Linked DNA regions of Mus musculus: region 1 is linked to region 2. Evidence: chromatin loops called from intact Hi-C (ENCODE). Cell type or tissue: left cerebral cortex. All regions are shown on one strand.

Evidence for each region. Hi-C counts contacts between places; a loop is a spot of excess contacts. Peaks named below come from ENCODE experiments on the same cell type or tissue, not always from the same donor. Only the 100,000 strongest peaks of a DNase experiment are listed, where the experiment ranks them.
Region 1: it touches region 2 in a loop (3-fold over the local background); 9 of 42 quality-filtered maps call a loop at or near these places.

The regions. Positions count from the first base shown.
Region 1 is chr11:98,605,037-98,609,036 of GRCm38, reverse strand. No RefSeq gene overlaps it. Among named protein-coding and RNA genes, the nearest start is that of Lrrc3c, 8.7 kb to the right of the region's middle. In left cerebral cortex, a CTCF peak has its summit at 2,120 (motif pointing left); a DNase peak (open chromatin) is centred at 2,099.
Region 2 is chr11:98,678,336-98,682,335 of GRCm38, reverse strand. No RefSeq gene overlaps it. Among named protein-coding and RNA genes, the nearest start is that of Psmd3, 2.2 kb to the left of the region's middle. In left cerebral cortex, a CTCF peak has its summit at 2,105 (motif pointing right); no DNase peak of the experiment used is centred here; H3K4me3 peaks cover 561 bases; H3K27ac peaks cover 381 bases.

The DNA of each region.
Region 1 (4,000 bases), 73 kb after region 2:
TACATGTGCAGAAGTGTGATATATGTGTTATACAATTCTGTTTTCTGATTCCCCCTAGATTTCTGCCTCTGTCTCTGTTTCTTAAAACCACTACACTATAGGGCATTTAAAATCGTGTATATAGTCTGGGGACTATATACAAACACCTATCTCTTAATTAGCTCTGGGAAGGTGGCCCAACCAACTATTCCCTTGGTCAGATATTTGGAAGTCTCTTCCTAGAGTGTGCCTTCCTCTGGCGTGTGATGACCAAGGTTTCTTGTCTCATTCGTCTTTGAAAGATCTACGGAGCAGCAGCTGAGCACAGTCACACGGGAGTCTGTTTTTCCTGAAAGCCCCAAGTCTCCCGATTGGTTCTTTCCTCTGACCTAGCATCAGCTTCTTTTCTTTCTCTTGGCGTCCTTCCTCCATGTAGATCTCTCTCCAGCCTGATGTCATTCTGCTTGTCCTGCCTCCACCTCATTTCTGTCTTATTGCCCCATTTCCCCAACCTGACTAATGGGATTCCAAGCACCGGGCTTAGAGGGCTCAAAGAAGAAAGGAGGAGAAAATGAGACTATGTTTACGTGTGTCCCTGGGCTGTTGGACTTCACATGCAGATGCCCTGGCCTTTATACATCCCAGAACTCCTCGGCAGAGTTTATTTATTGTCAGAACTAGTGTGTGTGTGTGTGTGTGTGTGTGTGTGTGTGTGTTTGTGTGTGTGTGTGTGTGTGTGTGTGTGTGTGTGTAAGAGAGACAGACAGATAGACAGAGAGAGTAGGCAAGTGTGTGTGAGAGTAAGAGAAAGAGTATGTGTGTGCATGTGCACAAGTGTGAGTTTGTATGTGAGTGTGTTTATGAGAATGTGAGTGTGTGAACGTTGTGGATAGTTACACAAGTCATGATGCACTGGAGAAAGTCAGAGGACAACTTTGGAGTCAAGAATCTCCTTCCACCTTTATGTAGGATCCAGAAAGTGAACTCAGGTCATCTGAGTCACTCTTATGTTCAGGGCAATATAGGTAAGAACTTAAATTGTAAGAAAAATATTTATATGAATTTGACTAGTCTGTGAAAATTCTTTGTGTGTGTTTTGAATCTGTCTGTGTAGCTAAGGGTGACCTTGAACATACAATTCCTTTGCCTTAGCCTCTAGAGTTTTGGGGTTGCATTTGAGTTAGCTAGACTTGCCTCTGTAAGAACTTTTAAATTCTATTTTTTCATTTATTTTCATTTTACCTGTTTGAGTGTTCACTTGCATGTATGTATGTAAGTGTGACAAGAAGACAGTATCAGAGCCCCTGGATCACTAGATATAGGTAATTAGTAGCCACCATGTGGATGCTGGAAACTAAACCTAGGTCTTCTGCAGATCTCTTTCTTTCTTTCTTTCTTTCTTTCTTTCTTTCTTTCTTTCTTTCTTTCTTCCTTCCTTCCTTCCTTCCTTTCTTTCTTCCTTCCTTTCTTTCTTTCTTTCTTTCTTTCTTTCTTTCTTTCTTTCTTTCTTTCTTTCTTTCTTTCTTTCTTTCTTTCTTTCTTTCTTTCTTTCTTTCTCTCTTTCTATTTTATGTATATAAGTATACTGCCCCTGTCTTCAGACACACCAGAAGAGGGCGTGAGATCCCATTACAGATGATTTCGAGCCGCCATGTGGTTGCTGGGACTTGAACTCAGGACCTCTGGAAGAGCAGCAGTCAGTGCTCTTAACCTCTGAGCTATCTCGCTGGCCGTTATTTATTTTGTTTGTTAGCTTTCCAAGGCAGGGTTTCTCTGTGTAGCCCTGGCTGTCCTGAAACTCGCTTTGTAGAGAAGGCTGGCCCTTGGCTTTAACTATATATATGTCTGCAGGTGTGTGTAGGTGCTTATGTAGGACAGGAGTGTGGAGTCCCCTGGAGCTGGAGTTACCATAGACAGTAGGCTCCCTAACATGAACTGAGCCATCGTCCAGCTCCTGTAAGAATTCCTGATGTCAGGCTAGAGACCTGAGGGAGGGAGAGGAAGATAAAATAAAAAAGAAACAACTCAGAAAACGTTTGAAGCCAATTTAAGTGATTTAACTCCACACTGAAAACTGTTGTGGGCGTGGTGCTGCAGTTGGTTGTAGGTGTTAATCTTTATCTCCCCCTGGTGGTCAGTCTATGTAAGTGCTAGCAGATGCTCATCCCTGATTCTCTGACTGTATGCAAAAAGTGTGTGTGTGTATTTATGTATGCATGTGTGAACTCTCTGAGGACTGACACAGGCTCCAGGACAAAGCTTTCTTTCCTTAACTTGCTTTTCCTTTTATTGCTGCTGACTTTTCCCTTTGGAAGGGGTCAGTAGAAGGAAAGGAAAGCAGACAGAGAGAGTCTGCATGGGACTCGCTGGTCCTGGCAAGAATGGGAACTCTGGTGTCTGGAAGCCAGGGGTCCAAGGAGGTTCTGAAATGCAGGAGACAGAGCAGAGTGTGCTGCGAGGTTGCTGGGCAGCTGAGGGCAGCGACTACTCACTCAGACACATTCCCAGACTCTCTTGAGCAAGAGAAGAAAAAGAGGTTGGAGGGAGAGGCTAGGGCAAGAGGAAGCTGCTTTGTAGCTCACATTGGAGCCTCAGGTTCCCAGCTTGCTTCTGCACCTCTCCTCTCCTTCCCTCTTCCTTTTCTCTCCTCTCCCCGTGTCTCTCCCCTCCTCTCCTCACCTCCTCTCTCCCCTAATATATAGTGCTGGCTGACCTTAAACTCCTGACTCCCCTGCCTCAGCTTCTTGGGTGCTGGGATTATAGTACCCCACCATACCTGTTTGCTGTTTTCCCTCTTTTCTTTCCTCTCCCTTATTCTCTCCCCTTCCCCACCCTTCCCCATCTGACATGCGGATAGAAACACAGAGAAAACTGTTAGCATCAGTACCAACTCCTAGAAGCCTCTTCTGTCAGCTGGCCCCAGGACCTTCTTGAGTACCTGAGCATGGAGGTGACAGGTGTCAGAGCTCCTTGTCCACCATGTGGCTGGTGTTAGAGGCACAACCTCCTCAGCTGGGATGTCTAGACCTGCCTGTTAGGACATAGCTTCCAGATCCTTGCTGAAGAGACTGGGTCCCAGGTAAGGAAAGCTTGGAACCCAAACTCCCCCAGGCCTAGCACCATGCTGCACTTTCCCTAACCACAGTTACAACAAGAAAAAATATCTGGAGAGTGGCTATGGTTGGCCCGTGCACAGAACATGGGGAAATTCTATGGACCACAGAGCTATGACAAGGCTCTTGGCTTTGGGTATAGAGAAGCTTGTCTGGTGTGCGTGTTTGTGTTGTTTGGGTTTGTTTGGTTGGTTCTTTTAACTGTTTTTACACAGGGTCTCATGTAGCTTAGTCTGGCCTCTAACTGTCCATGTAGCTGAGGCTAGCCTTGAACTACTGATCCTCCTTCCTCAGCCTCATGAGTTCTGGGATCACAGGGATCTGCCTTCACAACTAGCCGTTCGCATACATGTAAAGGCCAAGAAAAAATCCCGTCAGGGCTTAGTTACCAACTCCTCATCCAGAGGTCCATGAGCATGCAGAATGCAGATGGATGGTCCTTGATACTACTTGGAAGAAATTTTGGCCTAGCATGGCCTCCATCTGCACAGGAGAGAAAGCAAACTAATATAAAGATAACATCTCTTTGTACTAACGCTTTGCACTTAGAGAGTCATCGATTTCAGAGGTGACCGGTAGCAAAAATCTTAAAGTTCAGCTCCACCCTCATCCTTGATGCCCCTCTCCAGGCTGTGAGCGCTGCGAGTGAGCAGAACTGGGCAAGGATTAGATCCCAAAGCCCTAAGTTCAGTACGGAAGCCTGTTAGGAGCCTGCGGGGTGGCCCTGAAGTCCCCATGCTTTGTGTGTGCTGGAGGACTCATCTGAGACAGCTAGATGACCTCAAGCTCAATTTGTCCTCGTGTAATCTCAGGCTTACTCTGCAACACCAGGGCCCACACTGGTCTGTCAGGTCTCTCACTCCAGGGGTGTGGCCAACAGCTGCTCCTCCTCTCAGTCCTACAGAGGT
Region 2 (4,000 bases):
CTTTAGACTCCAAGCTGGGCTACAACAGACTCTAACATGTAAGTGGGTAGGACCTATCGGAGCTCAGATGGGGATGACATCATGAGTTGCCGGGCAGATTCCTCTCCACCCCCCTAACCCCCGCCCCGGTCAAGCTCTCCCAGTTTGCGCGGGTCAGGTCCCCAATGAAATCCGCCAGGCTCGTGCTCTCAACGCCCGCCAGATGCTTCCAGCACCAGAAAGAAAAGGAGCTTGTGGACGTGTAGCTAGGCTGTTTGGCTTTCGATAAACTGAGCTCAACCCCCAGGGCATCCGAACTTCCTTGTCAAATTTTTGTATAATGCTGAGTATAAGGCATACCTTCTCTGCAGCCTGGGAATGTGGGGGTCGTGTGTATTTGTGTAGAATTAGTCAAATTTAATAATAGGAGTCCACGTTGTATACTGCTCAGGGCCAGTATATATAAGATTGTTGAAAAACCCAACATGCCCAGCGTGGTGGTGCATGCCTTTTATCCCAGCACTCAGGAAGCAGAGACGGGTGGGTTTCTGTGAGTTCGAGGCTCAGCATGGTTTACAGAGTGAGTTCCGGGACCACCAGGGCTACACGGAGAAACCCTTTCCCGAAAAAGTAAACAAACAAACAAACACCAGCTCAAGAATGTAATGTAGGGCTAGGTGTGGTACATAATTTTAATCTCAGTGGTACACAACTTTAATCTCAGCACTAGGGAGATCTTTGAGTTCAAGGCCAGCCTGGTCTACATAGCAAGCTCCAGGACAGCGGGAACTACACAAAAAGACCCTGTCTCCAAAAAAAGAAAAAAAAAAGAAAGTAATGTTGAGGGGGTGGTGAGATGGCTCAAGTGAGTAAAGGTGCTTGCCAAGTATGAAGACACGAGTTTGATCCCTGGGTCCCATGGTAGAAGGAGAGAACTGAGTCTCACGCTTTTCTCTGACCTCCATAAGCATGCTGAGGCTCGAGTTCCCCTCCCCCATAAATAAATGCTTTTTTTTTTTTTTTAAAGGTTTTTCTGTATTGCCCTGGATGTCTGGGAACTCACTCTGCTTCCCAAATGCTGGAATTACAAGCATTTGCCACCACTACTAAGCATAAATGCTTTTTTTTTTAATTAGATATTTTCTTCACTTACATTTCAAATGCTATCTCCAAAGCCCCCTATATCCTTCCCCCTTCCTGCTCCCCAACCCACCCACCACAGCTTCCTGGCCCTGGCATTCCTCTGTACTGGGGCATATGATCTTTGCAATATCAAGGGGCCTCTCCTCCTATTGATGGCCAAGTAGGCCATCCTCTGCTACATATTCAACTAGAGACACAAGCTGGGGGGTGGGGGTACTGGTTAGTTCATATCGTTGTTCCACCTATAGGGTTGCAGACCCCTTTCGCTCCTTGGGTACTTTCTCTAGCTCCTTCATTAGGGGCCCTGTGTTCCATCCAATAGCTGACTGTGAGCATCCACTTCTGTTTTTGCCAGGCATTGGGCTTTTTTTTTTTTTTAAAGAATGTAAATTTGGTGGTTTGACCTTGCTTGACCCATAAGGAGTGGCACTATTAGGTGTGGCCTTGTTGGAGAAAGAGCTTCACAGTGGGGGGGGGGGGGGCGGGGGCAGGGTTTGAAGTCTCCTAGTGCTCAAGCTCTGCTCAGAGTGGAAGAGAGTCTCCTCCTGGCTTGGCTGCCTTCTGATCAAGATGTCTTGGTGTCTTCGGCCCTTCATCTGCCTGTAAGATGCCATGCTTCCCACCATGATGATAATGGACTGAACCTCTGAAATGGAAAGCCAGCCCCAATAAATGTTTGCCTTTATAAGAGTTGCCTTGGTCATGGTGTCTCTTCACAGAAAAATAAAACCCCAACTAAGACAGTAATATACCCCATCAGGCACCATGCTGCACTCCAGTAATCCCAGCACTTAGGCCGAGGTCAGCCTAGGCTACTGTGTGAGAACTTGCTGCCCTCTCCAAAGCTCAAAACAACTGGGCTGGCAAGATGAGTCAGTAGGTAAAGGTGTTGCCACAAGCCTGTGGACACCTGAGTTCCATTCCTGGAAACCTGGTAAAGGTGGAAGGAGAGAACTGAATCCATAAAAGTTGCCTACTGACCTCCACAAGGGGGCAGTGGCATGTGACAACCACTCATTGTCATCATCACCATCACCATCATCACCATCACTGTCATTATCCTCATCACCACTACTACCATCTCAACCACCACCATCATCATCACCACCACCACCATCATCATCACCACCACCACCATCATCATCACCACCATCACCACCACTACCATCATCACCACCATCATCTTTTCTAAGTGGAAACAGCAAGGGATGTGTCACAGAGCCCTTTAGAGAAAGTTGACAGTCTGCACTCTGTTCTCCAGTGCACTGAGGGGATGAAGGGTGAGAGTGGTGGAGCCTCTGCTGCAGAGCAGGGCAGCGACCTGAGGAGACCTTTATATATCCAAACACCTGTGAGTGGGAGCAGGAGGATGCCCTTTGTGGTGGAGACATGAATAGAAGAAAACTAGACTGGGAAGCCTTCCTGTCTTTCCCACAAGCATCAGTTTTGAAGATACAGCGGTCAGTTTCTCAAAGCACAAAACAAATTTCCAGCACGGAAACTTATATAAACAAGATCCCAAGTGAGTCTCAGAGCTGGGACTGGCTCAGCTCCCACTCTAATAAGGACTCAGAAGACAGAGGATGCGTCTTGCCTATACTCTCTTCTGTATTTATAAATACTCAGGACATCTTGCTTCCTTTGTGTGTTTGCTTTAAGACAGGGTCTCACTAGGTGGCCCAGGCTGTCCTGTAACTCAATGAAACTTGCCCTTTGCCTCAGAGTTCTGGGGCGAAAGGGAGTTAGATCTTTATCTGCCTCACTACACCTGGCTATAGCTTCTCTCTCTCTCTCTCTCTCTCTCTCTCTCTCTCTCTCTCTCTCTCTCTCTCTCTGTCTCTCTCTGTCTGTCTCTGTCTCTGTCTCTGTCTCTGTCTCTCTCTCTCTCACATACACACACACACATTTGGTTTTTTGTTTGTTTGTTTGTTTGTTTGTTTAGAAATGAGGTTTTTCTATGTAGCCTTGGTTGTTCTGGAACTTGCTCAGTAGATAAGTCTGGCCTCGAACACAGAACCACCTGCCTCTGCCTTCCCAGCGCGGGGATTTAAAAAGTGGCCTTCCTGTGCCACCACTGCCTGGCTCTTTTTAAAATTATCATTATTTTATGTTATGTGCGTGGGTGTTTTGATTCCATGTATGTCTGTGTGAGAGTGTTGGATCCTTTGGAACTGGAGTTACAGGCAGTCGTCAGCTGCCATGTGAGTGTTGGGAGTTGAACTTGGGTCCTCTGGAAGAACCACTCTCCTCTTAACCACTGAGCCATCTCTCCAGTCCTGCATATCTTTTAAAAATTACGTTTATTTACTTATTTAGTTGAGGTGGGGGGCACTTTTACCACGATGTACGTGTGGAAGGCAGGAATTCTCTCTTTCCACCATGTGGCGTCTGGCAGTTGAAGTCAGGTCACGAGGCTTGGCGGCAGCAAGGGCCTTTACCTGCTGAGCCACCTTGTTGCTGTCCCTACTTGCCTTTTCAATTATTTTTATTCTATTGTGACAAATAACTCTCTGTGTTAAATAGCCACTTGCCAAACAGAAAGGTGTGCTCTAGTTTTGGGGCACACACCTGGACCTGTTCATCTAAGTGGTCCTCTCACCCCACCCCTCAGAGCTGGGGGGACACAAAACAGAGCACAGGGATGAACTTAGTAAAGCACCCACATGGGACATGGGGGACTGTGGTTGTGTGGGAACGGCCAAGGGAGAAAACAGACCAGCTTTGCTTTTCATCCTTCCAATCAAAGAAGTTACCCTTCTGGATGGTTGAGGTGTTAGCTCATCTCTCATTAAGTTTACATCACAAGGAGACAAGTCAGCAGAGAGCAAGCAGCCCAATAGCCCGGAAGGTTTCAGAAGATGCTGAGAATGTTGATGGG